Linked DNA regions of Mus musculus: region 2 is linked to region 1. A link is a loop called in an ENCODE intact Hi-C map of the cell type or tissue named here. Cell type or tissue: left cerebral cortex. All regions are shown on one strand. Links, peaks and the distances in the headings refer to the core of each region. The heading gives the core; the rest is flanking DNA.

Region 1 (15,651 bases), core at 3,432-11,431:
ATAGAAGCAGGGGGAGGGAGGATGGGATAAGGTGTTTCCGGAAGGGAGGGAAACCGGGAAAGGGTTTGAAATGTAAATAAAGAAAATATCCTATAATATATATATATATATATATATATATATATATATATATATATATCATAGTATATATCATCATATATATCATCATATATATCATATCATTATATATATATACATATATATATATGTATATATATGTATATATATATATATATATATTAGCCTTACAATTGTGGAAAGAAGGGGAAGCATTAGATGAGACTAGCCATGTTCAGGGTGGTGTGGCCACAGACAAACAGAAGTGTCAGAAAGCCACTGGGTAGCCTAACTTTACCCCTTGTGAGCCAATGTGGTTTTAGAAAAGCTCTTTCCTTGCCTGCACCATCTAAACAGGGCATATCATCAATAACACTGCTGTTATCATTAGTCAGCATGTATGGTTACATCCTATTTTTCAGTATTTCTATATTTTATTTTTTTCTAGTTATTCGATGGTATGGCAATAAGTGCCTTTGAAATTGGCATATCACTTTCCTTCTGCAGTGATTTAGTTGCCTGGTAGCAAAGCTTGAATTGAAAATAAAATAACTATGACTGTACATTGGCCCTGCCCATTAAAGCCCAATGAATGCACGGCTCTATCAGTAAATAGCAAATTCATTATGGAGTGTTACTCCAGCTTTCACAAAAGAGCCACTTGATTCAGATCAGTTCTCCGTCTCGGTGCCTGCCTTTGCGTGTCATCTACCTTGGAAGGTGATGCTTGGAAGCCGTGTTAAGAATTTTAATCACAGATATTCTGTGCACATTGTGCAGAGAGGAGAAAGGGGGCTCCTGCCTTCCCAGACTCGCGTACAACCCCTGCCGTTTTCCTCACCTTGGATGATGTATTCAGGACTTAGAGTCATTTTTCCATATTATAACCATCTCTTTCACAGCTGGGGTGAAGGCAAGGAGAGAGAGTGTTAGATAGCTACAGGGAAAGACATAATTTAAGGGTCAGAACTCTTTTAAGATCCGTGTGGTGAGATTCGGGGTTCTTCTCTTCCATGTGTCCAGAAAAGGTGAGACTCTAGCTGCTGATCCTCTGCCCATCCTGCCTTGGAACCTGGCCGGCTCCAGCTGAGCTCTGCTAGTGCTGAGCTGCCTGCCCTGCCCTGATAGCTATTGTCAAGTCATTTAAAAATTGTTGAACATAATGGGGATTATTTCATTTAATCCTTCCCACGGCACTAGGAAAAACAGGCACTGTGATTTGCCCCTACTTCACAAGGGAGAAAATAGGGACTTCGATAGCTTAAATAGCTACATCTATGGTCCCTCTGGTAATAAGTGGACATTCCAACCCAAGTCTATGTACTCCAAGCCTGAGCGCCCAATCCTGTGTTCTGGCTTCCTCTGCCCAGCAGCTCCAGGCAGAGGACAGGGAAACACAGGAGTCCCCAGGCACTGACCCACCATGATAGTAGTACTAAAACACAATTTTCTTTCCTATCCTAGGTCTGTGTAGATGCTTTCAGAGCAGTCCAAGAATTCATGATTGCCTGTGTTCTGGCTCTAAAACCTCTCTTCTTCTCAGGAAAGATTGGTTTGAACAATTCTTTCCTTCTCTCTGAGTATCTCTTATGGAAATTTATGTACAGTGACTATCCCGAGCTTTTGTCCCCGCAGGCAAGAACACACTCAGGACAACCGGAATCTTCTGCAGCAAAGCTTTTATTGCTTACCTATCAGGAGGGAAGACCCCGAACCGGGAAAATGGCACTGCTTATATAGCCCGCAACATGACATTTCAGCACCTGATGTGGCGTTACAGCTCCTGATTCGTTGCTCGCCCATCACCCCATTACTACACCGCGAGATGGGCAGTGACTAGGCGTGAGTTCACTCTTGCACTTGCACATAAGGCTTGTTTACTAGTTAGGCGCAGTGGAAGGCATCGCCATCTTATAATGGCGATTGCTCACGGCATGCACGCAATTGCTCGCGGCACGGCTCTCCACAAGTGACAAACATAGCAAAGGTATCCATTTATTGGTTAGAGCAAAAGAGATATAAAGTTTATGATAATGGTTGTCGAATGTAGGCTGTATTGTGCTATACAATTTAACCCCGAGAAGTTCCTATAACTAAAGGCCAGTCTCTGCCCCGGTGAGAACTCAAGCTAGTCCACACATTGGTAAGGGTCCCTATCTGTCACTGGTCTACCATGAAATATTGCAGAAATAAAAAATAGAAGACCAGAAACTTTAAGATAACTTGACAGGATCATTTTATGTCTGTTGAATTAAGAATTAAAATTTAAGTTTTCCCTAAGGAAGTAAAAGATCTGTATGACAAGAACTTCAAGTCTCTGAAGAAAGAAATTGAAGAAGATCTCAGAAGATGGAAAGATCTCCCACACTCATGGATTGGCAGAATTAATAGAGTCAAAATGGCTATCCTGCCAAAAGCAATCTACAGATTCAATGCAATCCCCATAAAAATTCCAACTCAATTCTTCACTGAGTTAGAAAGGGCAATTTGCAAATTCATCTAGAATAACAAAAAACCTAGAATAGCAAAAACTATTCTCAACAATAAAAGAACCTCTGGGGGAATCACCATGTCTGACCTCAAGCTGTACTACAGAGCAATTGTGATTAAAAACTGCATGGTACTGGAATAGCGAAAGACAAGTAGACCAATGGAATAGAATTGAAGACCCAGAAATGAACCCACATACCTATGGTCACTTGATCTTTGATAAGGGAACTAAAACCATCCAGTGGAAAAAAGACAGCATTTTCAACAAATGGTGCTGGCATAACTAGTGGTTATCATGTAGAAAAATGTGAATTGATCCATTCTTATCTCCTTGTACAAAGCTCAAGTCTAAGTGGATCAAAGAACTCCACATAAAACCAGAGACACTGAAATTTATAGAGGAGAAAGTAGGGGAAAGCCTCGAAGATATAGGCACAGGGGGAAAATTCCTAAACAGAACAGCAATGGCCTATGTTATAAGATCAAGAATCGACAAATGGGACCACATAAAATTGCAAAGCTTCTGTAGGGCAAAAGATACTGTCACTATTAGACAAAAAGGCCACCAACAGATTGGGAAAGAACTTTTACCAATCCTAAATCTAATAGGGGACTATAAGATTTATATGTTCAATATATACAAAGAGCTCATGAAGCTGAACACCAAAAAATTCAAATAACCCCATTAAAAATGGGGTACACTCTCTTGGGCATATATCCAGAAGATGTTCCAACTGGTAATAAGGACACATGCTCCACTATTTTTATAGCAGCCTTATTTATAATAGCCAGAAGCTGGAAACAACCCAGATGTCCCTCAACAGAGGAATGGATACAGAAAATGTGGTACATTTACACAATGAAATACTACTCTGCTATTAAAAAGAATGAATTTATGAAATTCCTAGGCAAAAGGATGGACCTGGAGGGCATCATCCTGAGTGAGGTAACCCAATCACAAAAGAACTCACATGATATGTACTCACTGATAAATGGCTATATTAACCCAGAAACTTAGAATACCCAAGTTACAAGTTGCAAAACACATGAAACTCAAGAAGAAGGAAGACCAAAGTGTGGACACTTTGCCCCTTCTTAGAATTGGGAACAAAACACCCACGGAGGGAGTTACAGAGACAAAGTTTGGAGCTGAGATGAAAGGATAGGCCATCTAGAGACCGCCATACCCGGGATCCAGCCCATAATCAGCCTCCAAACGCTGACTCCATTGCATACACTAGCAAGATTTTGCTGAAAGGACCCTGATATAGCTGTCTCTGGTGAGGCTATGCAGGGGCCTGGCAAACACAGAAGTGGATGCTCACAGTCAGCTATTGGATGGAACACAGGGCCCTTAATGGAGGAGCTAGAGAAAGTACCCAAGGAGCTAAAGGGGTCTGCAACCCTGTAGGTGGGACAACAATATGAACTAACCAGTACCCCCCGGAGCTCGTGTCTCTAGCTGCATATGTAGCAGAAGACCATCATTGGGAAGAGAGGCCCCTTCATCTTGCAAACTTTATATGCCCCAGAACGCCAGGGCCAAGATGTGGGAGTGGGTGGGTACGGGAGTGGGGCGGGGAAGGGTATGGGGGACTTTTGGATAGCATTTGAAATGTAAATGAAGAAAATACCTAATTAAAAATATATTTTAAAAATGGGGTACAGAGCTAAACAAAGAATTCTCAACTGAGGAATATCAAAGGGCTGAGAAGCACTTGAAAAAAATGTTCAACGTCCTTAATCATCAGGGAAATGCAAATCAAAACAACCCTGAGATTTCACCTCACACCAGTCAGAATGGCTAGGTTCAAAAATTCAGGTGACAGCAGATTCTGGTGAGGATGTGGAGAAAGAGGAACACTCCTCCATTGCTGGTGGGATTGCAAGTTTGTACAACCACTCTGGAAATCAGTCTGGTGGTTCCTCAGAAAACTGGACATAGTACTACCGGCAGATCCAGCAATACCTCTCCTGGGCATATACCCAGAAGATGTCCCAACTGGTAAGAAGGACACATACTTCACTATGTTCATAGCAGCCCTATTTATAATAGCCAGAAGCTGGAAAGAACCCAGATGTCCCTCAACAGAGGAATGGATACAGAAAATGTGGTACATTTACATAATGGAGTACTACTGAGCTATTAAAAACAATGAATTTATGAAATTCTTAGGCAAATGGATGTATCTGGAGGATATCATCCTGAGTGAGGTAACCCAATCACAAAAGAAGTCACTTGATATGTGGGAAGCAGGTGTGGTTGCAGGCCCTGTGAAACCCACTTGTTTACTGCCTTGCCCGAGCATGCGCAGTGAGGCTGCATGTGTGGGCTGCCTGCCAGGCTGGACAGTTAGTTCCTCGTCATCCAGACCTGTCAGCCTATCTGTGAACAACCTAAGCTCATGCCTGGAGCGTGTGTGAATTCTGAATGGATGAGGTGGGTGGAGCTAGAAGGAGAGGAGTAGGCGCGAGTAGTGAGGTGAATTGCTGTTTAGCCCTTGCCCTAGGTAGAAGCCAGAAGTAGAATAGGAGTAGTTTAGCCCTTGCCCTAAGAAGAAGCTGCTGGGGAAGAGAGCTGTAAAAGAAAAAGTTGCTCCATGAATCCAACTTGGTGTCTGTGTCGTTTGTGTCGCCACCGGCTTGGAGGACGAACAACATTGATATGCACTCACTGATAAGTGGATATTAGCCCAGAAACCTAGAATACCCAAGATAAAATTTCCTAAACATAAGAAAATCAAGAAGAAGGAAGACCAACATGTGGATACTTCATTTCTCCCTAGAATAGGGAATAAAATACCCATGGAAGGAGTTACAGAGACAAAGTTTGGAGCTAAGACTAAAGGATGGACTATCCAGAGACTACCCCATCCGGGAGTCCACCCTATAATCAGCCACCAAACATAGACACTATTGCATATGCCAGCAAGATTTTGCTGACAGGACCCTGATATAGCTGTCTCCTGTGAGGCTATGCCAGTGCCTGGCAAACACGGAAGTGGATGCTCACAGTCATCTATAGGATGGAACACAGGGCCCCCAATGGAGGAGCTAGAAAAAGTACCCAAGGAGCTTAAGGGGTCTGCAATCCTATAGGTGGAACAACAATATGAACTAGCCAGTACTTCCAAGAGCTGGTGTCTCTAGCTGCATATATAGCAGAAGATGGCCTAGTCAGCCATCACTGGGAAGAGAGGCCCCTTCATCTTGCAAACTTTATATGCCCCAGTACAGGGGAACACCAGGGCCAAGAAGTGGGAGTGAGTGGGTAGGGGAGCAGGGTGGGGGAGGGTATAGGGAATTTTTGGGATAGCATTTGAAATGTAAATAAAGAAAATATCTAATAATTTTTTTTAAATTCAAGTTTTTCTAGAAATTCATTTATTAATCTATGACTAAAATTTATAACAAGCAAACAAAAACTCTCAGGCCTTTCAACGCTGACATTTGAGAAAATACTGGAATTTGCATAGCCGTGACAAGCCAGTGCTTCAGAAGAGAGGTTTAGTATTTTAACTAAAGATACAGCCAAGAAACATGTAGCCACAGTCACCCATGACCCCTACCCCAGTGTTGGGGTCGTAGCATCATGTCGTGTCTTTCTTTCTTTTGGGGGATCCCTGGGGATCTGTGCTGTACACAGTGTCCCTTAGAAAGAGCACATAAACCAGATGGTTGTGGCACGTGCTTTTACTCCCAGAACTTGCGAAGCAGAGACAGGTGGATCTCTGAGTCCGAGGGTACCCTGATCTACAAAGTGAGTTCCAGAGAAACCCTGTTTAAAAAAAGAAAAAAGAAAAGAGAAGAGAAAGCACACCTAAAATGAGTCTCCAAAGAATGCCAATAGCTAGTGGTATTGAATAGTAGATGATTAAGAGATGTTTCTAATCAAATCATATAAAGTGAGACCACCCACTTTGAATGTGGGCGACACCTTCAGGTGGCAGACCAGATAAAAAAGAAGGTGGAGGGCAGAAACTGCTTTCTGCTTATTTGCATTCACTCCTGCTAAGGCTCATCTATCCTGTTGTTGCTACACTCCTTCACTGATTTAGGAACAGCCTCTCCGGGCTTCCAATACCGACCAAAGACCTCATACCTCCTGGAATCCTCCAGCCCTTCGGCACCAGATTGGAACTACTAAGGCATCTAGCCTCACAGACTGCAGTACCAGGTTCTCAGCCTGTCCAGCATGAGGCAGTCATCGTTGAACTAGCCAGACCATTGAGCAAGCCAATCTAGTGTGTTTTTAATAAAGCCATCCTATTAGCGGTATGCCTCTAGAGAACTCTAACACACCAGCATCTCCCCCTCTTTGGCATTCTCACCCCTCCCGGTTGTCCCCTTTGTTTCCAAGATAGTTTTGTTTCTAACTGCACCTCATCTGTACATATGTGGCAAGATAAGATATAGGACCCACACATGATGGAAAACACAGTGTGTATCTTCCTGAGACTAAGTTAATTCACTTTATATGGTGAGAATGATTACACGGGTATTTTTGAAACTTTTTTTTTTTATTTTGCCACAGTGAGTAATCCCTCGAGACACTGATGTCCATGACTGAAGCGTTCCAGGCAGATCTGTGTTAGTCACTCGGGGGCTTCTGCACAGGTGTTTTCCCTTTATAGCCCTCTGGTCTTCTTTATTATGTGACATTTGACACAGGAAGCTCTTTTTTGGTTTTTGGATCCTTCACCTTTCTTTCACTGCTTCCAGAGTTTGATGGCTGTTGTGCCTCTGAGTGATCACTACTCCCGATCAGTTTCCATCTTGGGGCCCAGAGTGATTACGACACAGTATTTCGTCTCGAACTGAATGAGTTCTAAAACCCTTATGGCAATCAAAGGACCAGACACAGAGGGCATCCCTGCCGTAGCTACACCAACACCTTACAGAGAATGAGGAAGAGGCCAGGCCAAGGCGACACCTCTCCATATGCTTCCTCACCAAGGGCAATTTACTGAGGGCTCAACTGCCTTTCCGAACTAGAAGAGACTCGACAGAAAGCCTGTGTGTGCTTTCTCAGAGCATTGGCGTTTCCAAGCCATCCCTGCTTTGACATTTCACATTGACAAAGGAAAAGACTGGCCTAGCCGATGTAGCAAACAGGGACACTGCTACTTTTAAAGACCATGGACGTGTCCCCTCTATTTGAAAGTCAGTGGAGGAGATGTGTTTAGTCGAGCAGAAGAACATTACCATCAACAAACGGAGCTTGTCTACACCCAGAAGCTCGGCTGAACGCTGGGCAGGGCGCAAAAGGCTGAGCTGTCAGCAGATGGACTTGTCTGTGTCCTGCTGACTCAAGCTGACGGGGTTAATGCTCTATGCAGAAAATGCTCGCTCCTTGCCTCTTCCCATTCTTTCCCTCAAGGAGCAAGCAATCTGGGAAGTCAGGGAGCTCTGGGGCCGCCTGAGGAGCCAGAGGAGTTTCTGTCGGGGGAGCTCTCTGGCTTCTGAGGCAGTGTTGGAATTCTGAAGGGAAGCCGGAAATAGAAGGAAGGAATAATGAGGAGGAAGGGCGGACCTCCTCTTCCTTCTGTAACCACGAGAGAGCCCTGCTGTTGTCAGCTTCTCTTTTAAATCATCTCTTGCAAAATTCAATTTGAAGAAAAGAGTCTACTGGGTGTGTTTTTTCCCCCAGTACTTGTTTAACTACAACTTTATTCCTAAACATTTTGGTTGGAAATCAGCAAGTTATAAGCCTATTATAGAAATGAGCTGGGTTTTAACTTTTTTATTTTTTATTTTTAAAACCCCAAACTTTTATTTCAGAAATATTTGGCTGTAGAAATGAGTCAGACATCTCGTTTTAGCTGAGGCATTTTTGCCAAACAAAATGAAAAGAAAATATGAAAATCACTTCTCCGGGGAGAGAGAGAGATGTTGCTGCAAGGACTGCTTTGCTGTTGCTAGAAGCATTCCTTACAGACCTTAATACTACACACAAGGAGGGGCGTAACATACTAATTCCACTACAGTTTGTCTTTGCATTTAGAAATTTAGTCATGTCAGTGTTATATCTATAATTCTAGAGTTCAAGAAGTTAAGGCAGGGGAAATGTGAGTATAGGCCAGCCTGAGCTTAAAAGTGAGAACCAGGCCAACCTGCGCTACAAAATGAGACTCTGACTCTACCTTCGAATGAATGAATGAATGAATGAATGAATGAATGGAGTATTTTGTAAGTTAATCTTTAAGGGTCTCAGTTTACAGAGGAGGCAGACTTTCTATAGACAGAAACAAGGATCTCTAGAACCCTGGAGTTGACTGAGGTATGATATTGATAACTTATAGAATCCTGTAAAATGTATCCAGAGATACAAGAAGAAAAGAGGACTTTCACTACACAAGGTCTGCAACCTAGAAACCAGAGAAATCAGATGTGATGTGGCCATGCTCAGAGGCAGTCACTTCTTTAAACACATCCAGCTTCCGGAACTATGAGAAATAAATTTCCAGTTTCTACGAAAACTCAGTCTCGGGGAGTTTGTTACAGCGGCACAACCTAAGCACTTCACCCCATGATCTGTGTGTCTACATTGAAAGCATCATTGCTCTACTGGGTGCTTTCCGCTCCTGAGTATGGGAAAAGTACCTGACGTGTGTCATCCTCTTGGATGTTCCCACACGGTAGGTAAGGTAATCATCTCCCTCTAACAGGAGGGAGATAACTAACACACAGTACAGCCAAGTATTTCACGTCCTCCATCTTGAAATACACGAAGGCAGATCTAAATCCCAGTTCTAGATGGTTCTAAAATACAAACAATCCCAAATACTCGTAGAATTCTTCCTGAAAGCTAACATATCTTGTCCATTGCAGCCTTCATTATTTAAAAAGCATTTCAACTCACCTTTTGAAAGCGCCATTTCAGAACTAGTTTGTGAACCATGCAAAGAAAACTGTTCCCCTAAACCCATTGTATAGCATACAACATTTCAGATGACTTTTTAATTTTTTTACAGATCGGATTTACCCTCAGTAGATAAGTATTTGATATTCTTAATAATTTTAAAATAATATTCCCCTGATGTTAAAGTAACTATGAGATTTTAAAATTAAAAAAAAAACAATTCAATGTTATTAAATTCAGTGTGTGTTTTATTTCAGTGCTGATTTTGAAGGAACAACCAGCATTTCGGGGCAGAATCTCCATGCATTTCTTTTCTAACCCAGTATTTTTTTTAAAAAGGGTGTTATTCAGTGAGTCCTGATAATCAACCAGATCTCGGCTGCATTCCCACATGGTCACCACCCCAGGTGGATTCTGTTTCTGTCCTCATAAGCCTACTCATTGGAGAAAGTCAACTGTCAATGGACGGGAAGAAGATTAACCAGAAGGCGAATCTGGATCTCCCTTCAATGATGTCTGAGTCCTTCGGACATTGCCCAGAGCACCCCAGAGCACCCCAGTCTATCCTTTTCTCATAGATGGTGAACTTGACCCACATTCCCTCAGAAACCACAGCTCTCTCTCTCTCTCAGTATGTGCCTCCAGGTTTTTCTCCTAAAGAAAACTTCTCTAGGGGACCCAGAGAGCCTGTGTACCTGCAGCTATTGAGCATTCTGATGAAAATTAGTATAAATTTGAAATTCCAAAACAGTATCGGATATCACTTTTGAGCTAAAATCCAACTGCGTTGGGAAGAGATTGGCATTTAAACAGATGTCAGCAGTGTTTTGGGAAATGTAAATTGAGGTGCAGATGGTGACTGCTAGAAGTTAAGAGCATCTGTGTTCTATGGGGAAAAAAACTATATTTGTGAAAAAAAATTTTAAATAATAACTGAAATTCCCAACTTGATTTTGAAAGAAGACAAGAAAATATCCTCGTTGGATGGCACTGTTTGATAAGTTTCCCATCAAATCAAACAGGCTTGAATGTCTGCATCTTGTTTTTATCTTAGGCTAAAGATGAAGGCTTCACCCTAGCTCTTTTAGCAAACCCAACCTGGAACAAACACAGACTCCAGCAGGATTGCTACCAGCATTGGGGAAGAGTTTTGACACCTCTCTTCCCATCCAAGTTGACTCTCCATGTGAGCTCTAAGGAAACTATCAATTGTCTATAGCAACATCAGGGGCACTGAAGACACCAGCCCTTCACAGCCATGACACTAGGACATTTTTTTTATTTTAGTTTTTAAAATGAAGATAAAAATATAAATACCTACCCATGTAATATTGCTATAAATATTCAAGATACATGGAGCACACTTATAGTCAATGGTCAGTATTTTGTTTTTTAACTGCTAATAGTTTGTTTATACTGCCAAAACCTGACAAATACAGAGGTGGATGCTCGCAGCCAACCATTGAACTGAGCATCGGATCCCCGATGGAAGAGTTGGAGAAGGGATTGAAGGAGCTGAGGGGTTTTGCAGCCCCATGGAAAAAGCAACAGTGTCAACTAACCAGACCCCACGGAGCTCCCAGGGACTGGACCACCAACCAAAGAGTACACATGGAGGGACCCATGGCTCCAGCCACATATGTGGCAGAGGATGGCCTTGTTGGACATCAGTGGGAGGAGCGTCCCTTGGGCTTGATGGTGTAAGATGCCCCAGTGTAGGGAAATGCCAGGATGGGAAGATGGGAGTGGGTGGGTGGGGAGCACCTTCATAGAGGTAGAGGAAGGGGGCATAGGGTAGGGGAGTTATAAAGGGGAGACCTGGGAAGGGGAAAATAATAGAAATGTAAATAAAGTATCCAAGAAAAAACAAACAAACAAACAAACAAGGTCTTGCTATCTAGCCTATACTGGACTGAAACTTATGATTCTCCCGTCAGCACAGCTAGCTTTAATGTTATCTAGCTATTAGTATATAATAGATTTCTATATAATCCTAGGAGCCCTATAGAGGACTGCTTCTAACTGCTCTATGCTCTCTTCCCAGCACCCATATCTTCAACCTGTCTTGACCTAGGATGAGCAACGACCTAGAACTCTGCATCTTGAACTGGTAACCCAAAGTTGTTCAAACAAAGGACCTTTACTCTTCTTAACCAGCTCTAGACATTTCTCATCAATGGAATCAGCTAACCAAATTTAAATAGTTAAAATTGTTTTGTTGCTTTGTTTTGTTCCTGAGGAGCCTTTTTTGTAAAGGAAAATACGTACCATAAAATTTGCCATCTTGATAATGTTTAGTATTTTCAGCTTTTAAATTAGTTCCTTTTTTTTTAAACAAAACACAGATTTCAGATTATCTGGAAAACCTTAGAGCCTAAGAGTTAGACTCCAATTGCTGCCATTGGTGGATTAGGAACCAATGCTTAAGTGTTTTTTCTACTGAAAGACACAACTTACAGCAGTCAGAGAGAAAGTGTCATAGCATTCTGGTGTGTGTGTGTGTGTGTGTGTGTGTGTGTGTGTGTGTGTGTGTGTGCTATTGTTTGTTTGTTCCCAGGGATTCTCCTACTTAAATACTCAGATTAATCCAAATTTTCAATGAGGTCTCCCTTTCAAGGAAAATCAAGCAACCCAAAGGTTAATCAATTCAGTCACATGAGAGAACGTAGGCACCATGTGAAAATCCAGACTCTCAGGTTACAGTTTAATGTGCTATACACCCTGCCTGATTGGAATGAAGTTTATGCATTAGATCCCATACACAAATGGATGCATTTAGCTTCGTTCACAGCACATCCGCAAACTCATTTACCGGATCCATAAGCACTTGTAAACATTGCTAATGGAGTTTGCTAAATGAATATTATAAACGTAATCCAAATGAGCTCTCCATGGAAATTGCAAATCATATGAAAAATATAGTGTGTTTGGTTAGAGCACATTTCGGGAACGGTATATTTTAGTTAATTGTGTTAGTACATTATACATGGCTAAACGTCAGTGCTAACACCTAGACAAAAATTAGCTCTTCCTTCTTGCTTAATGCCATTCACTGTTGTTGTTCATATCTCCATAGATCATTTTCTGGAGCAATAAAGGAAACTATCTACACAGTGTCACTTGTACATAAACAGACTCCCTTGGGGGATGGGGGGGGGGGGGGTGGAATATGGGCCAGCCTATGACAGTCAAGAAGCCACTGCTCAGTGGCTCATGTTTCTGGAGTCACTACTTGAAGAACTACAACTCATTTTGATTATAGTCTCATTACCAATTGCATATGCTCCTGACCTACACGATAGGTCCTTAAAAATCTGCTATTAACTGACTATATTGCAGGCTGAAATTGTTTTCTGCACATGGGTACATCAAAGTTACAGCCAAGCAGATGTCCATCCCCTGGGCTCCGTGACTGAGAACTGGGGTGCTCCTTCTGGGGCCCAGCATCTCAAGAATGTATCACCCAAACCTTTGCAGGCCAAGTTTAGCATCTGAAGCAGCCTTTTTCCTGAATGTATATCACTCTCACATCATAAAAATTAAAAAAAAAAAAATTCTAGAGGCCAAGCCTTCATAAATAAGAAACTGTTGTCACCAGATTGAGGTTTACTCTTGTTTGAGATGGGGGTCTGGCTGTGCTGACCCCATTTGTGTCCAGCTCAGAGGTTCAGGAGATTCTCCCACACTGGACCTTCTAGATAGCCCAAACTGTGGGTATGCATCCCAGTGGGGAGTTCTCAGGCCTGCTTCAAAGGAAATTCTGTCAGTGGCTACCTGCATACCTACCTGGATAACAGGTAGGATGACAGCTTCTGTCCTACAGTTCCCTGAGAAAAGATGAAGCAGCCTCTGGTAGAACATTTCCTTTCTTGATCTCAAGATGATTTTCAGCCTTAACTCTTTTTCTTTTCTTCATTAATACGAATGGAATCCTCAGGACACAAGGACACACACACACACACAAATGCTTGCCATAAATTAATACCCAACTTGTAGAAAATTTGGTCAAATATTTTGGTTTGATTCTTTTCAATAAAATTTGTTTATTTTGTTCATAGATTTTTTTTTTCAGATTTGGGAAGTATTTTAAGAATCATGCAGTGACCTGCAATTATCATTATAGTAATACCAATAATCTTATAAGTGACACAAAAGTACTGATTCAACCCACATAAAAATGCCAGTGGGGTTTTTGTTTTGTATTTTTTTTAAAGTGCTACGCACTAACTTTTACTTCCAACTGGACTAACGTCTCTACTTAGGGATAGATGTCTTGATTACCAAAGTCCAACAACGACTTCAGTGGAAAATGTCAGTATTTATTTCCTCCTTAATGAGAACATCCCAGATGCTATCAAAAGTTGTAAATATCTGTCATTTACATCACTGCAGGATTTTTGCAACAGGAGATCTTTAAATTGCACAGAAATATTCCCTTCATAATGAAGCCTATCCTATACAACCAATTAGTTTAACTGACCACCAGTGCACTTTTCTGTTTCTTCCATTCCATTTTTATGATGTGACAAAAAAAATCCAACATAATATTCTAGACAAAGATATGCTGTCAATTTATATAATGGCACCTTAATATCTTCCACATTATCCTCAGTCTTCTTCCAGTGACTTATTTTTAGCCCTGTTGCACATTGAGCAAAGCTCACGATCTTTTCCTTGGAAGGTCATGGCTAATTCAATACCCATCACTGTGTATGATTAGCTTAAATTGTTCTTTCAGGTGTGCATCACCTCACACTTGCCTGTTTCAAATTTCATCTTCATCACACCATCCAATTACCTAGTTTTCTTAAGTCTTGGCTGGAGTCTCTTCTGGTCCTTTATTGGGCTGAAAATGTAGGGTCATTGAATAATATCTGTCCTTTACTCAGTTCATTGCACAGATGGTTAAGGAATACATTCAACAATAAAGATCTTCCTAATATAGCTATCCAGGGCGTTCTATTAAGCTCATTCCGCATCCACAACTGAACCTGACCCTCATTACCTCAAAGCTCCTCCCTTGTCTTCTCAGCCCCTGCTCTGACTTTTACTTATGAGGTGCAACGATAAAATGTCCTTATCAGCTGCTGGAAATATAGTTTATCAGAGTTCTTTCTGGTAAGGGTCAAAGAAACTTATGTGCTCTCTTGACATTGATCCTAGGATCAAAAACTAAGTAGCAACCAGTGCATACAATCGGACAGCCTGAGTTTCACAGGTGAGCTGTCTTATATTCTGTTCCCCTCTTCTCCACTTTCCCTTTCTTCTACTGTATAAATGGAGTGTTTATTTACTTACATGTAACTCTTCTTGGTTTCTATTAACAAGTTTCGTAGTCTTTGGACTACCACCCACCAACCCTACCTCCTTTAGAGTAGCAACTAGACTCCCATGATTTTGAGATATTTTATGATTCACACTAAGTACCTTATTTACTTCCTTATGTGGAAATCACTAAGGCTAGACAGAAAAAACAAAACAAAACAAAAAAACAACGTTTTAATGTCACCTTGAAAAAAGGAAAAATTTTACTGTTGAAAGATCTAATGTGGTGTCAATCAAAACTTTTTCTTCTGAATATTAGACAAGCAAAGGAATGAGTCGGATCCTAAGCCAGTGATTATTTTCACTCCTATGGTAGGTTCAACTATACATAACTTTCCAGCAGGAGACCCTTAACTACAGAAAACCAGAACCATCTCTCTGTGCAATCTTTGTTATCTATACGTATAAGTTGTTCATTCATGTGTGACATGCATTAAACCTTGTCTTTAGCTACCTGGAATGTTTTGCCATGACCAGGCCTAACACAATCTCCTTCAACTTTACCAAGATAAATTCTAACATGGCTTCCTGGCACTCAGAGGTAAATTATAGTTCATTTTGTCTCACAATTTACAGTATGGATCCACACAAACACCGTAGATTGTATTTATTTTTCAGATTATAGCAGCAGCTAAAGAAATCAAGAAAAGGAAAAAGTTACCCAGCTGAAGCAACCCATTTCAAAATGTGTATCACACTTCCAAGAAGCCTTAAATGACTTAGGATAATCTGCTTAGTGGCACAGACTCTTCACTAAAGAACATTCTCCTTGTCACCCTGGTCGATCATCCAAATGAGCAGAAGTCATGCTAGAAACCTAGCCTGACAACTGACAGACTAGGAGGAGGTCCAGTGAAATCAGTGCCCATTAGGAGTCTGCATGCGGTCTCTGTCCAAGCTAACCTCTGCAAGTTCAG
Region 2 (15,651 bases), core at 2,593-10,592, 60 kb after region 1:
GTTTATTATTACCAAGATTAATTCTCTTCTCATGAACACAGAGCAGTGTTTCACTCCACTCCCTAAGTCATTTATGTACACACATAAATACATCACTTTACCAAAAATGTATTTAATCCATTTGAATATACATATCCTAATGCAGTAAAATATATAGGTCTGTCTCCCCCACCTCCATAGTCAAACCAGCTATTTTTCTCATAGTGAGAAAAATAAATGACCTTGGTGCTGACCCAAATATAACCTGCTAATTACCCTCTGTATCTTCCAGGCCCTGATTAATCGTCCTTAGCATTTGTATAAGATTGTGATTCTGCTCTGGAAACTTTCTGTATAGCTTGTAATTCCCACTGGGGGAGGGAAAAAATTTCTGTGACCTATACAGTTGAAGAAAAGAAAACACAGCTACCCTCTTCCGAAAGCAGAACAATGCAGTGAAATAGCATACCTTTCACCAGGGCCGTGGTGTTATCTGAAACCCTATAATCCACAGCCTATTCTGCTCCTTCAATAGGTTAGAGGATTTCAGTGGGTGGGTCAGAGAACTAATCAATTTTGAAACACCATCTGCAAAAATAGATAATGTTCATCTAAAGGGCAACCTAGTCATAAAGCCTCGCTGAGAGAGTAAGCACACACGTGGGCTTTGTGTAGAGGGCTTCCCCTGAGTGAGACAGCAATTCTCCAGTAGCAGTATGATATTCTATCCACACCACCGAAAGAATTTATCAAGCACCAACGTGTAGAATGAACTATGTGATTCAATTGACATGAACCCAAACTTCCAGAAATCATAATGTAATCTAACTTGTAATGGAACATATAAGAATTAAGAATTTCCTCAATCTAAATCCATATTTGTCTCCAAATCCATATTTGTCTCCTATGTGTGTTCTCCTGTGTTTCCTATGCTGGTGAGGGACTCCATCGCATCCAGGATTTCTCCTAACTCCTCTCTAAGACATACTGGTTACTCTCTTAACGATGCCTAAACTGTTGTTCTAGAGCCCTCATCATTTTCAGACTCATGCAGCCAGTCGGCCTGGGTCCCACATCCACTCTCCTTCATTCTGCCACTGACATAACTTAACCTTCCATTCTCTCTGTCATTCACCTGCCCACTGCCTCCTAATCTCATATCACATGTAAAAGAGGAAAAGCAAAGACCACCTCTCTCCTTGCCATGACTCTACGTGTGTTAAGCCTCTCAGACTCATTCAGCTCCAGCCAGCAAAGTATAAGCTTTACGTGAGGTGATGGAAATAGGTCGTGTAGTAGGCTAGCCTCACAAACTCACAATGGCAAGAAAGAAAATGGAATGACATTAGAGGGTTATGACTACTAAGAAAACCTAACATGAGTCTAAGCAGTAACAAAAGCATTCTAGGGAATAAAGAGATGGCTCAGTAGTTAAGAGAACTTGTTGTTCTTGCACAGGACCCAAGTTCAAATCCAAGCACCCACATAACGGAACAATCATCCTTAATTTGAGTTTCAGCAAATTAATGCCCTCTTCTGGCCTCTTCAGGGACTGCATATACATGGTGTACTTAACATATATTCAAGCAAAACGTATATACGTACGTAAAGTAAAATAAACATCTTTAAAGAGCTCTGGGGACCTCCAGGATTTAAAGCATAATTAGGAGAAAGTCCCAAAAGGTCTGTGCAATAGAGTACTATCCTGGAAACTCAAAAGAAGAAAGGTTTGAGGGTTTTGTTTTTTATTTAAAAAAAAAAAAAAAGCAATTAGTAATGTGGATATAGAACCTGAACCGTCAATTGTCTATAATTAAGCAAGGCTCCTCCTAGGTGGAGGACTAGGACAATAACCCATCCATGAAACCTTTGACCTACAAGATGCGCTGGGGTAACGGTGGTAAGGAACATGTAGGAGGGTCCAACCAATGACGGTCCAACACAAGATAGGAGTCCACACCTAACACTTCGTGGATGGAACCAAAAGCTGGTCTGCCCAGAGATCCAGGAAAGGACCACATACAACTGGCAGGGGGAAAAATGATTCCTAATGATATTCTGCTATACTCATAAATCAGTCTCTAACCTAATTGTCATCAGAGAGGCATCGTCTAGCAACTGATAGGAGCAGATGCAGAGACCTGCAGCCAAACACCAGGCAAAGCCAAAGAAACTCTGAAGAAGAGGAGAAGAAAGGATTCTAGGAGCCAGAGACCACCCACAGAATCAACTAAGCAGGGCTCCTGAGGGTTCACAGGAGCTACAATCGCGAATCCTTTATGGGTCTGAGTTGGGGCCTCTGCACATACCTTATGATTGTGTAGCTTGGTATTCTTTTTTTTTTTAATTTATTATGTATTTTCCTCAATGACATTTCCAATGCTATCCCAAAAGTCCCCCATACCCTCCCCCCGCCTTCCCTACCCACCCATTCTCATTTTTTTTGGCCCTGGCGTTCCCCTGTACTGGGGCATATAAAGTTTGTGTGTCCGATGGGCCTCTCTTTCCAGTGATGGCCAACTAGGCCATCTTTTGATACATATGTAGCTAGAGTCAAGAGCTCCAGGGTACTGGTTAGTTCATAATGTTGTTGCACCTACAGGGTTACAGATCTCTTTAGCTCCTTGGATACTTTCTCTAGCTCCTCCATTGGGGGCCCTGTGATCCATCCAATAGCTGACTGTGAGCATCCACTTCTGTGTTTGCTAGGCCCCTGCCTAGTCTCACAAGAGACAGCTATATCTGGGTCCTTTCAGCAAAATCTTGCTAGTGTATGCAGTGGTGTCAGCGTTTGGAAGCTGATTATGGGGTGGATCCCTAGATAGTAGCTTGGTATTCTTAAGGGACCCTTAACAGTGGGAGTAAAGGCTATCTCCAACCTCTGACTTTTTTGCCTGTGCTTAGGACCCTTTTCTTCCTCACTGGTTCCCTTGTCTAGCCTTGATATGAGGGGCTGTACCTAATCTTATTGTAACTTGTTATGCTGTGTCTGGTATATGCCTGGGAAGCCTGCTCTTTTTTTTTTTTTTTTAAGGAAAACACAGAAGGAATGAATCTACAGGAGATGGGAGGTAAGGAGAGGAGATTAGGAGAAGTGTAGGTAAGCTGAAATATAGTGGATATAAAGAATAAAAACTAAATTTTTTTTTTTAAAAAAGAATGAATTAGGGAAAAAAGAGTGTTAGATCTTCCTAAGAAATAAGGAGCAAATATTATCTTGGAATTCAGCAAAAAGACTCGAAAGAGGTTTTGATGTCCGACAGCAAACACCAGAAGGGATTGAGCAGTAAAGGGGACAAAAAGTAAAGGTGACAATTGGACTGTGACATTGATATAGGTTAGGTGAGGATTTAGGGTTGAACAAGATCCCCAAAAGTGTCACTCAGTAACTGAATACTTCCATTTAATAGCAATTATCCTCTTATATAAAACACTGTTTGGGGATTTTGTTTTTGTTCTATCACTAAACACATTGTTTCATCTTTATGTAGGACACAAGTACAAATACAAACAAATTCTCAATAAACAGTAACCTAAAATTTGACCACACTGGCGATTGCTCACTTCTCATCCTTATTGATTGACCGTCATATACCATTTACCTGTCTGTGTGAGTATAGAATGAACCTCACAGGCTGGTGTGTTTGAACATTAGACCTCCAATTGATGGCACTGTTGTGAGGAGACTTCGGAGCGATGGCCTCGAGAGCAGAAGTGAGTTGTGAGGGGTGGGCGTTGAGGGTGATGTCCACTTCTGATCCCAGTTTGTTTTCAGATCTGGCAGGATATAGGTGATTTTGACAGCATGCTGAAAGCAAATTGTTGTGGGTTGTCCTGATGCTGTTTGATTTCTGACGTTAATTCTGCTTCCTCAAGAGGGAGGGACAGCCTCCGGATGAACAGTGGATCACGTACTCAGGTGATCCCATGTGAACCTTCTCCCCATTTACTGGTCAATAATGGCTAGAGCCTGTGATTAGGCAGCAGAGGTGAAAGGTGGGACAGGAGGTCTTTGAGAGTGGGAGCAGAGAGAGAGAGAGAGAGAGAGAGAGAGAGAGAGAGAGAGAGAAATATGAGAAGGGAAGGAGAGAGGACAGAGGAGGGAGGGAGGGGAGAGGAAGGAGGAAACGAAGATGGTACAGAACCACATGGCCAGGAGAAACTCTGTAACAAAGGGTCTCATAGCTGGGAAATAAGTTAGTATAGTGCTAGTTCTGCCCAACCTAGGCTTATCGCTTATAAATATAACTAGATTGTGTGGTTTTTATTCGGGATTATTGGGGTTGGAAATTACTGCAACAGCAAATACCAGAAGGAACTGAGTCACTCCAATGTGTCTACCCACCATGCTCTCTCCACCATGCTATCCATGGTGGAGAATAAACCCTTCCTCCCTTAAGTTGCCTCTATAAGGTGTTTGGTCAGGGATAAGAAAAGTAACTAATGCCACCCCACCCCCCTTTCCAGACTTGTAGCCCTAAGGGTCCCAGATTGTCCATTCTGTCACGTATCCACACCTTTACCTGGAAATTAGCATGGATGCCACCACACACATTCTTACCCTCCTTAAGCTGTCCAGCTCTAGAGGGACTTGAAGACTGTTCCAAACTTTGCAAACATTACCAACCTTACATGCTCTGATAAAGTTTTGCGTGGCTAAATCCTTGATGTCTTTATTTTCATAAAGGGTGGCCTTCAACTTACCTCAAATAATAGCATGTCATTCTAGTCTACGCCCCATCAATACAATAGAGCAGATGTTTGTTTGACAAATTAAAATCTGAATTCTTAACCCAGGTTTTTCTTGAGAACGAGATAGGCTTTGTCCACCACAGAGAAGTCTACCAAGAATAAATATTGGGTTCATTCAATTTTTATTCACTTTCCAGTCTTTCTTAATCTGGACTAGCTATGATATTAAGGCCATGGGATAAAAGTAATTTGTCTTAATTGATAGACACTCTCCTGTAAAAACTAAGAGTGTAAGAATTTTCTGTGGATAAAGCCCTTAAAATACTTAATAATATTTATTTATGTGGTATTAGCCTCTAAAGAAAAAAGCATATGCCTTGTATCTTAATTGCCAAAAGCACGGTAACATTAATATTGTGACAGTGTGGTTGTGTTAGTACTGTTTAAAATGATCACACTTATTAAAAGTTAGTTACACTTTACCTGAAAGAATTTTACCTATAATAATAATGTTACGGTTTAAAGACTTAAGATACTCTCTTAAAAGTTTTCTCATTCAACCACCTTGGTATATGTATGTATGTTTTCGAGATAATTCATATTCCAAATGAGGACTTCGATGACAGTGATTTTAATATAGTTTCACATTCTAATATTTTTTTCCAAACTCTCAACCACTCCTATTTAGAAGCAAACCCTCTCAGGATGCCCGCTGCTTGCTCTGGAAAGCAGTGCCCAGGGTGGACTTTGTAATGTAAGAGCTATGTCTGAGAAAGTAAGGGAAGATGGGTTTGGGCTGTGTTTATACGTGCTACACAAAAGGCAGTGGACAAGCCAGTTGCCCAGATCAAAGACTTTGATGAGAATGAGCAGTGAAGCTTAAGTACAGAGCTGAAGTCACCCTTGGCAGCCATTGAGTAGTTAATCAATACTACCACAGAACTCAGGCTCCGTTGACCCACAGCCGAGGTAAACAGATTCCAGGTCGCCAGCAGTCTGTTTCAGAAAACACCTCACAAGCATGTTCAACTTAAAGAAGGCAAACTGAGGCACAGTGCACCGACAGAGCTAGCCCCTGAGGCCAGAGTTCCCACCCCTCCAGTCGCCGATCCCAAGCCAGTGCCTCACTCCAGCCTACCCCCTCCCTGCTCCAACACTTGATATGTGTTGAATACACTCAGTGGTTCTCAACATGTTTTTTCCTTACAGTTCTTTATTAGCAACATTCATTTAGGTTTTGGACTCTTGTCAAATGCAATGTGAATGGAGAGCAGATGCCTTTTCTGAACTCAACAGAACAAGAGGAGAGTCACAGAGCCCATCTTGCCACAATCAAAACTAGTGCTTACAACAACACCCACTGCTGGTGACAGGCTGTGTGGAACTGGGCCAATGCTGATCTAGCAAGAGATGCCAACTCAGTGAGTCAGAAAAATGTTTCAGATGTGCCAGGTCGCTCCGAAATCCCCATCAGGTCCTGGGTAGAATAATTGCCGTGTTCCCCATGAGCAAGGAACCAAGATGAGAAAACACAACATCGCTGGGACAGCGTGTATCGTTCGCATCCTAGCTGGCAGCAAGGCCCGCTGCTTTGAAAAGGGTACCGCGGGCTGCCTGAAAGGCTAAGGTGGCTGGCAGCAATTCAAAAACACAAGATGGAGGGAGAAGCAATTGTGGGAAGGAATTCAAGGCGGACAAAAGGATTAACAGCAAAAGGATGCAGGGTGTACAGGGATGGGTGGTTATGGTTTACCGTGGGTTTAGCAACACTGACGTGTTTTTATGAATATTTACAAGAACATTTGGAAGCTGTGTCTTGCCCACACAGCCTCCGCCCCCAACACTCTTGGTAGAAACTGCACCATATTTAATGAGGCTGGGGATGGGAGGGAAAACTAGGCCTTCTTTGGCTCCCAGATTGGGGTCTCTTTGCCTGGTTGCCAGGACTCCCAGGAGGCAAATAGTCACTGAAAGAAAGTTTAGACAAGACAATCTAGGTCTGAGTACTAGGAAGCCTAGTAATTAAAAGGCATAAGAAGGAAAAATGGTGTTTAAAAGATAAGAAAAGAGTGAAAACTGAGTCTCTGGAAAAAAAGAGTCATTGCGGTGGCTTGTTCTGGTCTTCGGGTAGAGAAGGGACTTTGACCAGTCACTAAAACAGTTGTTTACAAAACCACATCAATTCTTGGTTCTTGTGAGTGGGTCAGCAGGGCTGTTCCCTTTCCCTCCTAAGCCTTCCCTGGCTTCGGTTCAACCTCTTCATCCATCAGAAGAGTCTGCTTTTCTTATTGATTTTGTCCGTTCCCTTGCGGCACGTTACGAGGTGTGTACTGAACGGAAGAGTGACACCCTGGAGCAGAATTCTGACCTGCACTGCCTGCGTTCTCATCGAAGGCCTGCTACTCTGGGAAAGTTGTGTTGGCTCTTTAAATCTCAGTTTCACCCAATTGTACAGCCAAACTGAAAGCAGCTAAGAATCAACAGAGATAAGGCAAGGCACGCAGTGAGGGCTCCAGCACGGCGCAGTCACTTTGTACATGATCGGTACAGTCGCTCATCACACATTTGTCTTCTCATGGGCTGAAAGCAGACTTTTAGTTGATCGCAGACACAGAAACACCTAATGTGGTGGTTTGCATTAGAATGCACCCCCCACCCCATACACTCATATAGTTCAATGCTAAGGTACCAAGGAGTGGAACTATTTGAAAGGATTAGAAGGAATGGGAGGTGTGGTCTTGTTGGAATAGGTGTGTCACTGGGGGTGGGCCTTGAAGTTTCAAAGCCCATGCCAGGCCCACTATCTCTATCCTTTCTATCTATATATATGTACCCCCCTGTCGCCTATGGATCAGAATATAACTACAGCTACAGCACCATGCATGCTACCATGTTCCTGACAGGCTCCTGACAGGATAACGACTAACCTCCTCAAACTATAGGCAAGCCCACAATTAAGTGCTTTCTTGTTATAAGAGTTGCCTCGGTTATGGTGTTCCTTAACAGCAATAGGCCGGTGACTAAAACAACTAGCTGGACTACCAGCAACTACAAAGGCCAGGCAGGTGGCTTTATACTCAAGGAATTTGTGGCAAGCTTCCTTCTGGCTTTATGTAGAACAAGCCTCTGGCAGAATTGTGTTGTCTTCAGCCATGATGGTCTTCAGCATGTTTCTATTAAAGCTGGACCTTTGGGGCTGGAGAGATGACTCAATGGTTAAGAACCCTTAGTGTGCTTCCAGAGGACCAGAGCTCAGTTTTCAGCACCCTTATCAACAAGCAGCTCACAACTTCTTGTGTCCAGTGCCAGGGGATCTGATGCCTCTGGCCTCCAAGGGCACCTGCACTCCTTTGCGAGTGCACGCACACACACACACACACACACACACATGCACACGCACACACTTGAAGAAAGTCCAGATCTTTTCTGAGTATACAGGTCTACACAAAAGCACTTGCTTAGAAAGCATGAGGCCCTAGGTTTAATTCTGGGGTGATGCTCTTGAATTAATCATATATTTCTTATATTTGCTTGCTCACGGCCTTCTCTGCATCTCTTTCTTTGGCTCTGTCCAGGCTCTTTTAAATAAATATAAATAGTTCCTTAGCCAAGCTGTCTCACACCGAGGGAGTATGTCCGTCTTTGTTTGCTTGTTGTCTTCCTCTCAGGCTTCTCTCTGAGATTTGATCTTGACTCTCCAAGGTGTACACATTGGTGCTCTACCCAGCTGGAGCTTGCTTCCTCCATCTCTCACACATCTCTGTTTCCCTCTGCGGTGGCAGCACTTTTCTGGGAAGGTATTCAGAAAGCCGGTTTCTGAACATTTATGTACCAAACAGGAAATATCAATTCGGTTTGTATTCATTTGTTAATATGGTGAGTAATTCTAAGTTGAAATAATATTTTTCCAGAGATTTTAGTTTAACAGTGGTCCCTTGCCCTTAAAGGTCCACAGTGGGCTGCCTTTTGAGTCTTCAGTGATATTGTTTGTCTCCTCAAAAGCATTGAGGAGCCTGACTCTTAATGCTCTGGGCTTTCAAGGTGTTACCATGAGAGTTCTGTTTTAGGGTGGCTGTGGTTTTGTTTGGTTTGGTTTTAGTTTTCAGGACACTTCGTGGCAATTTTCAATCTTAAAATGCACATCCTTCCATTTGGAGAAATTTTGTCTTTTGCAATGGCTAAACTACCATTTTCTGTTTTCCCTTTTGAATTTATATGTATGTGGACATCTTAAACTTAATCTTCAGTTTTGTTTCGTTTATCTTTGCTTTTTCATTTCCTGGTCTTATTCTATTTTCTAGGATATGCTTTCAATTTTGTCCTTTCGATTCTTAATTTTTTAAATATTTCTTTTTCTTAATTAATATGAGTGTTTCTTTCCTGGTCTTTAAGAATAAGTATCCTTTCTGGTTTTATTTTTTTCTTTCAAACGAGATTACAATATACCGTTCTTTGTCGTTTATAACTTTTTTCCATTCCTTATTCTGTTGCATTTCCTCTTCAATTCCTTAGCTCATTTGTTTGCTTGTTCATTGGTTAATCTGTTAAGTCATAATATTTGATCTGCATCAGACACTGTCCTCAAATCTTTATCTACAGCTATCTGAGTGAGGATAGAACGCTGAACTGGAAGACTAGCTGGCTTGTACACTTTTCTCCGAAACAATTAAGCAGAAGTTCAGACTTCTTCAGGCAACTCCCCAAGGGCCAGTGCCCATAGTAGGCCTTTCTCTGGAGCTGGCCTTGAATCTGATTGATTCGGATACACTTGGCAACGGGCCTGTCATGTTTCCAGGCCACCTTTCTTTGTCAGACAGTACCTTACCCTAGCATTCTGCTGTGTCTGGTATGGCCACACTGAACTCTCTGATTCAGCTTAATAAATCAATAACACCATCACATTATATCTACATTTAATTCGATTTATCATTCCCTCCTCTTTTTAAAAAAAATGTGATAGGAAGACTCTCCCATGTGTCTACTCACATCTGATATGATCTGAACACAGCTATGGAATGTGGAAGTTCATCACCATTTATATTCACTTTTATGTTGCCATTGATGCTGTATACATTCATCATGTTCTTCTTTTAAAGATTTATTTTGAATTTTGAATTTGAGTGTATGTGTATGTAAGGGGTGTGTGTGTGTGTGTGTGTGTGTGTGTGTGTGTGTGTGTGTGTGTAAGGTGTGTGTGGGGAGGTGACCTCATTTGCAGAGACATCAGACCCCTTGGATCTGGAGTTATAAGAAGTTGTGAGCCACCTGACATGGGTGCTGAGAACTGAACTCAGGTCTCACAGAACAGAATGACTGAGCTCTTTACTGCTAAACCATCTCTCTAGCTCCATATATATTCATATTCTTCATTCCAAGTTCCTCGTTGCTTACCAAATTACTGGCCTTTGAGAGCTTGCTCTAATGTGCCTTCTACTCCTGTGATGAACACCAGGACCAAAGCACACAGGGGAAGAGAGGGTTCATTTCATCTTACACCTCCCAAATTACACTCCATCTCCGACAGAGTCGGAGCAAGGGCTTTAAGCGGGAACCTTGAGGCAGGAGCTGAGGCAGAGACCACAAGAGAACAGTGCTTACTGGACTGCTCTACATGGCTTATTCAGTATGGTTCCTTACAAACAACAGGACTCCTTGGCAGGAGTGTGACAATCACACTGACTCATGGTGACTTGAATCTTCCCAGATCAACCATAAATCCAGAAAATACCCCCACAGACACACCCCCAGGGGACTGTAAAGGAGGCATTTTCTTAGCTAGGTTCCCTCTTCCCAGGTTCTCTAGTTTGTATCAAGTGAACAAAGATTAACCAGCACAGAACCCAAAATCTTTCCATGAAAATATCGTGTTTGACTTGCACCTCCATTATAATACAAGGAGGGTTTACATAAAGGAATAAGGAAAGATTTGGGGGGGAGCAGGATGTTTGCATATAATTCAAATGAATTTTAGGTTGCTGGTCATATTTAGCTCAACTAGGTTAATAATCACCCCCCACACTCCCTCCAAAAACAAAAGCAAAAACAAAAAGCAGAGAAAAACAAATTCTCACTTTTCCAAAACATACTTTTAACATTTGTATTTTTATGTATGGCTTATAATAGTTGAGCCATTTGACTATAATTAATAGAGGCCCCTCCACTGTGTTAAGCAAGAAATAGATGCATAATCGTAGGTAGTACCTTGTGAAACTGTTGGGAGGGCTGGAGAAACAAGCCTGAGGCTAGTGACCTAAATAAAGGCATGTCAAGGGCATGGCCTAAGAAGTAACCTCCCACTCTATCATCTCTGTTGTTGGTTCCCCTGGAAACCTCTGATTTCTCCTCAGAGATGAACATTGGTAATGCAAACCAACAAAAGACAAGCTGCTTCATCTTGATGCTCATTTCTGAGCCAATTCACTCAGATAATCTGTGTTCTAGTTCACAAAGTAGACTGGAGGGCTCAGGGAATGGCTCAACCAGGAAAGCACCTTCTATGCAAGCATGAAGACCTGAATTTGCAACCCCAGAATCCATGTCAGAAAACAGAAGAGTGGTGAATCCCTGTAATCTCAGCACTGGGCAGGTAGTAGAAAAGATAGACAGATTCCTGAAGCTCATACCTAGTCTAATGAAAAACTTCAGGTCGATTAAGTGACTCTGAAAAAGAAAGAAAAAGGTGTGTAATCAAGGCATAGCCTTGATTCTATATATATAGCTTTTTCACTCTCTATGTACAGACAGACACACATGTGCACACACTCTCAAGAACACACAAACGCTCACACACAAGCACATGTACATGCATACCTACACTAACAAGTATATGATCCACATACATACATTCTCAGGACAGTGCACACAGCACAGCACAGCACATACACATACCAAAATGAATGTACTGTAGAATCAGTAAACAATTAGGATAATAGTTGTATTTATAGATGCTTTTAAAGTTGGAATTTTCATGTTTTCGGTATAGAAACTAAAACTTAAAACATTATCTCCATTCTCTTTAACAGAAACTCTAAGTATTCTCCCAGTGCTTTACAATGTTTCTTTTCTTTTTTCCTTTTGATTTATATCATTTTCTTAGCTTTATTAATTTATAACTGATAATGTAATGAACTGCACACTGAGGCATGTTATCTGATGTGTTTTATGCATACATATATGTTTATAGACACCCCTATGAAACTATTACCATAAAGAGATCTACCCATCTGACCCAAAGATTTCTCTTACTACCTTATTCCCAGGAGATTGCAAGTCTGTTTTTTTTTCTTTTTTTGGTGTGGTAAATTATTTTCATTTTTCCACAATTTTGTGTAAGTGAAATTACATAGTATGTTAGTTTTTCTCTGATGTGATAAAATGCATGAGAAAAGTCATAGAAAGGAAAGATGGTTACAGAGACTCATGGTGTCATGGATTACACTTCATGGTGTGTTGGCCATTCAGGGAAGACATAGTAAAGAAAAGCTGTTCATCTTATGGTCCTCAGGAAACAGAGAGAAGCAAGGTGGGGCCAGAGCTAACATATGCCTTTCAAAGTCATTCCCTAGTGACCTGCTTTCTTTCAATCACACTCAGTATGAAAATCTGTATTACTCAGGACTCTCTAGAGTAACAGAACTTATAAAATGAATAAATATAAATGGGGTATATTAAAATGATTTACAGTCTGCAATCCAGCTAATTCAATGATGGTTGGATATGACAGAAAAAGTCCAAGAACCCAGTAGTTCATCAGTCTACAAGGCTGCATGTCTCTGCTGGCCTTCTGTAGATACTGGAATCCCGAAGAAGTAGGCTCTAATGCCAGTGAAGAAATGATGTGCTAGCAAGGCGAAGGTACACAAGCAAAGAGCAAAAGTTTCCTTCCTCTATGTCCTTACATAGGCTTCCAGAAGAAGGTGTGGTGTATCTTTATGCTTCAAGATCTGGATCAAAGGCATGTGTCTTCCTACTGCAAATGTCTGAACTAGAAGTAGATTCACCCACTTCAAACGAAGCAAAAAATTCTCTCACAGATATGTCCATTTCTGTACTGTAGTTCATTCCAAAACTAGTCAAGCTGGCAACAGACAATAGCCCTCACTGCCTCATTTCACATGACTTCACCAACAGATTAGCACCTTGATGAAGTTAGAGTCCCCATGATACAAGCACTTCTCAGTGACTGCCCATTAGAGACCAAGTCTTCAGCTCATGAGCCTTCTTGAGGCATACTCAAGATTCAGACTAGAATATATACCATATGATTTTTATTTGTCATAATTTTGAGATTAATTCATGTAGTTTCATACAGTTTATTCTTCCACTCCTCAATATTATACCATTGTATAGATACAGCATATTTCATTATTCTACTCATTTGTTAATAGATATTTGTGTCGTTTCTGGATTAAAGCTACATATTAAAGCTCCTACACACATCTATGTGCATAGTAAAAGTGATACACATTTTGTGCCAGGAAGTGGGGCACTGTTGTAGCAAGTACCTCAAAATGTAGAAGCGGCTTTGGAATAGGTGATGGGTAGAACTGGGAAGACATTCAAGACAGCTGCCATGGTTAGTAGAGGTATAGACATCAATGATGATTCCATGAGGCCTCAGAAGCAAATGAGTATGAACTGGGGGAGAGTTGGTCCTAACTATAAAGTAGAACAGATGAGTGTAGAAAGTAAAACTTGTAAATAATGAATATGGATATGCCAGTAGAGGACTAATACTCAATATATACAAAATCAAGAAGTTAGACTCCAGCGAACCAAATACCCATATTTAAAAATGGGGTACAGAGCTAAACAAAGATTTCTCAAGTGAGGAATACTGAATGGCTGAGAAGCACCTAAAGAAATGTTCAACATCCTTAGTCATCAGGGAAATGCAAATAAAAACAACCCTGAGATTCCACTTCATACCAGTCAGAATGGCTTAGAACAAAAACTCAGGTGACAGCAGATACTGGAGAGGATGTGGAGAAAGAAGAACACTCCTCCATTGCTGGTGGGACTGCAAGCTGGAACAACCACTCTGGAAACAGTTTGGCAGTTCCTCAGAAAATTGGACATAGTACTACCTGAGTACCACTCCTAGGCATATATCCAGAAGATGCTCCAACATGTAATAAGGACACATGCTCCACTATGTTCATAGCAGCCTTATTTATAGTAGCCAGGAGCTGGAAAGAACCCAGATGTTCCTCAACAGAAGAATAGATACAGAAAATGTGGTACATTTACACAATGGCGTACTACTCAGCTATTAAAAACAATGAATTTATGAAATTCATAGACAAATGGATGGAACTAGAAAATATCATCCTGAGTGAGGTAACCCAATCACAAAAGAACACACATGATATGCACTCACTGATAAGTGGATATTAGCCCAGAAGCTTGTAATACCCAAGATACAATTCACAAACCACATGAAACTCAAGAAAAAGGAAGACTAAAGTGTGGATATTTCAATCCTTCTTAGAAGGGGGAACAAAATACCCATGGGAGAAGTTACAGAGACAAGGTGTGGAGCAGAAACTGAAGGAATGACCATCCCCACCTGGGGATCCACCCCATATACAGTCACCAAACCCAGACACTTTATGCATGCCAACAAGAGCTTGCTGACAGGCCTGTTATAGCTGTCTCCTGGGAGGCTCTGCCAGTGCCTGTGGATGATTACAGCCAACCATTGGACTGAGCACAGGGTTCCCAATGAAGGAGCTAGAGAAAGGACCCAAGGAGCTGAAGGGATTTGAAGCCCCAGAGGAGGAACAACAATATGAACTAACCAGTACCCCTAGAGCTCCCTGGGACTAAACCACCAACCAAAGAGTACACATGGTGGGACTCATGGCTCCAGCTGCATATATAGCAGAGGATGGCCTAGTCAGTCATCAAAGGGAGGAGAGGCCCTTGGTTCTGTGAAGGCTCTATGCCCCAGTGTAGGGGAATGCCAGGGCCAAGCAGGGCAGGAGTGGGTGGGTTGGGGAGCAGGGGAGGAGGGAGGGGATAGGGGGCTTCAGAGGAGAAACCAGGAAAGGGGATAACATTTGAGATGTAAATAAAGAAAATATCTAATTTTAAGAAAAGGAAAATAAGTAAATAAATACATAAATAAATACAGATATGTAGTACATGGTGGGGTATTTTTTTATGTTTGTAGAGAAATACTCAAGTTCTTTTTTTACTCCTTCATGTAAAATACAAATATAGAGACATGTATTAAATGAGAAACTATTAAGCAAAAGCAAACAAAAACAAGGAACTGGTGATTGCAGGTTTGGAAATTTTCATCCTGTCCAGGTAGCTATAGATGAGGTAGCATGTGACTGAACAGATGTAGACATCTTAGTTGCCCAGAAGGGACAGTAGAAGATCCTCACTATGTCTCTGGCCCGACAAATCCCAGAAACCCAGTAAGGTCGTTGAGAGTGCCATGGTGACAGAAAAACAGACACTAGGTGAAGTGAACACAAGGAAATGAAGGATGTTACTTGAGAGTAGGTACAGATGCTGAGGTCAGCATCAATGCCCAGAGCGAGCATATATATACATATAGATATACACGGCCACAAATTACTGCTGTGAGGCCTTCATAGCTAACGGAATCTTCTTCCCTAATGTTAAGCGCTGAACAGACCCCCGTGTCAGAGCACCTGTGATGTACTCTAGCAAATGCATCTTACTCGTGTGTGTGTGTGTGTGTGTGTGTGTGTGTGTGTGAGAGAGAGAGAGAGAGAGAGAGAGAGAGAGAGAGAGAGAGAGAGAGAGAAGAGGATTCCGAAGTGAAGGCTCCCACTCTGGTCTCTTTTCACCAGGATTTTTGTATGTTTCCTGTTCTTAAGATCTAGAAAAGAAGAAAATGATAAGATTAACTTTTACTCATCTCTGACATTTTTGAAGAATTGGATATTTTTTAAAACTTTTTATTGATTCTTTGTGGGTTTCACATCATACAGCGTCCCAAAT

The links. A loop is a pair of places that touch in the nucleus more often than their neighbours do. Peaks named below come from ENCODE experiments on the same cell type or tissue, not always from the same donor. Only the 100,000 strongest peaks of a DNase experiment are listed, where the experiment ranks them.
Region 2: it touches region 1 in a loop (6-fold over the local background); 2 of 42 quality-filtered maps call a loop at or near these places.

What each region holds. Positions count from the first base shown.
Region 1 is chr12:51,050,848-51,066,498 of GRCm38, forward strand. It overlaps 1700008C04Rik (RIKEN cDNA 1700008C04 gene), which reads left to right. Exons shown (of 5, transcript NR_126468.1): 4 at 1,693-1,899; 5 at 11,454-11,696. Among named protein-coding and RNA genes, the nearest start is that of 1700008C04Rik, 54 kb to the left of the region's middle. In left cerebral cortex, for the core only: no CTCF peak of the experiment used is centred there; DNase peaks (open chromatin) are centred at 8,021, 8,370 and 10,338; H3K27ac peaks cover 2,101 bases.
Region 2 is chr12:51,112,070-51,127,720 of GRCm38, forward strand. It overlaps Gm34745 (a long non-coding RNA gene), which reads right to left. Exons shown (of 7, transcript XR_872744.3): 7 at 14,815-15,529. Among named protein-coding and RNA genes, the nearest start is that of Gm34745, 37 kb to the right of the region's middle. In left cerebral cortex, for the core only: no CTCF peak of the experiment used is centred there; DNase peaks (open chromatin) are centred at 6,138, 6,411 and 7,017; H3K27ac peaks cover 1,871 bases.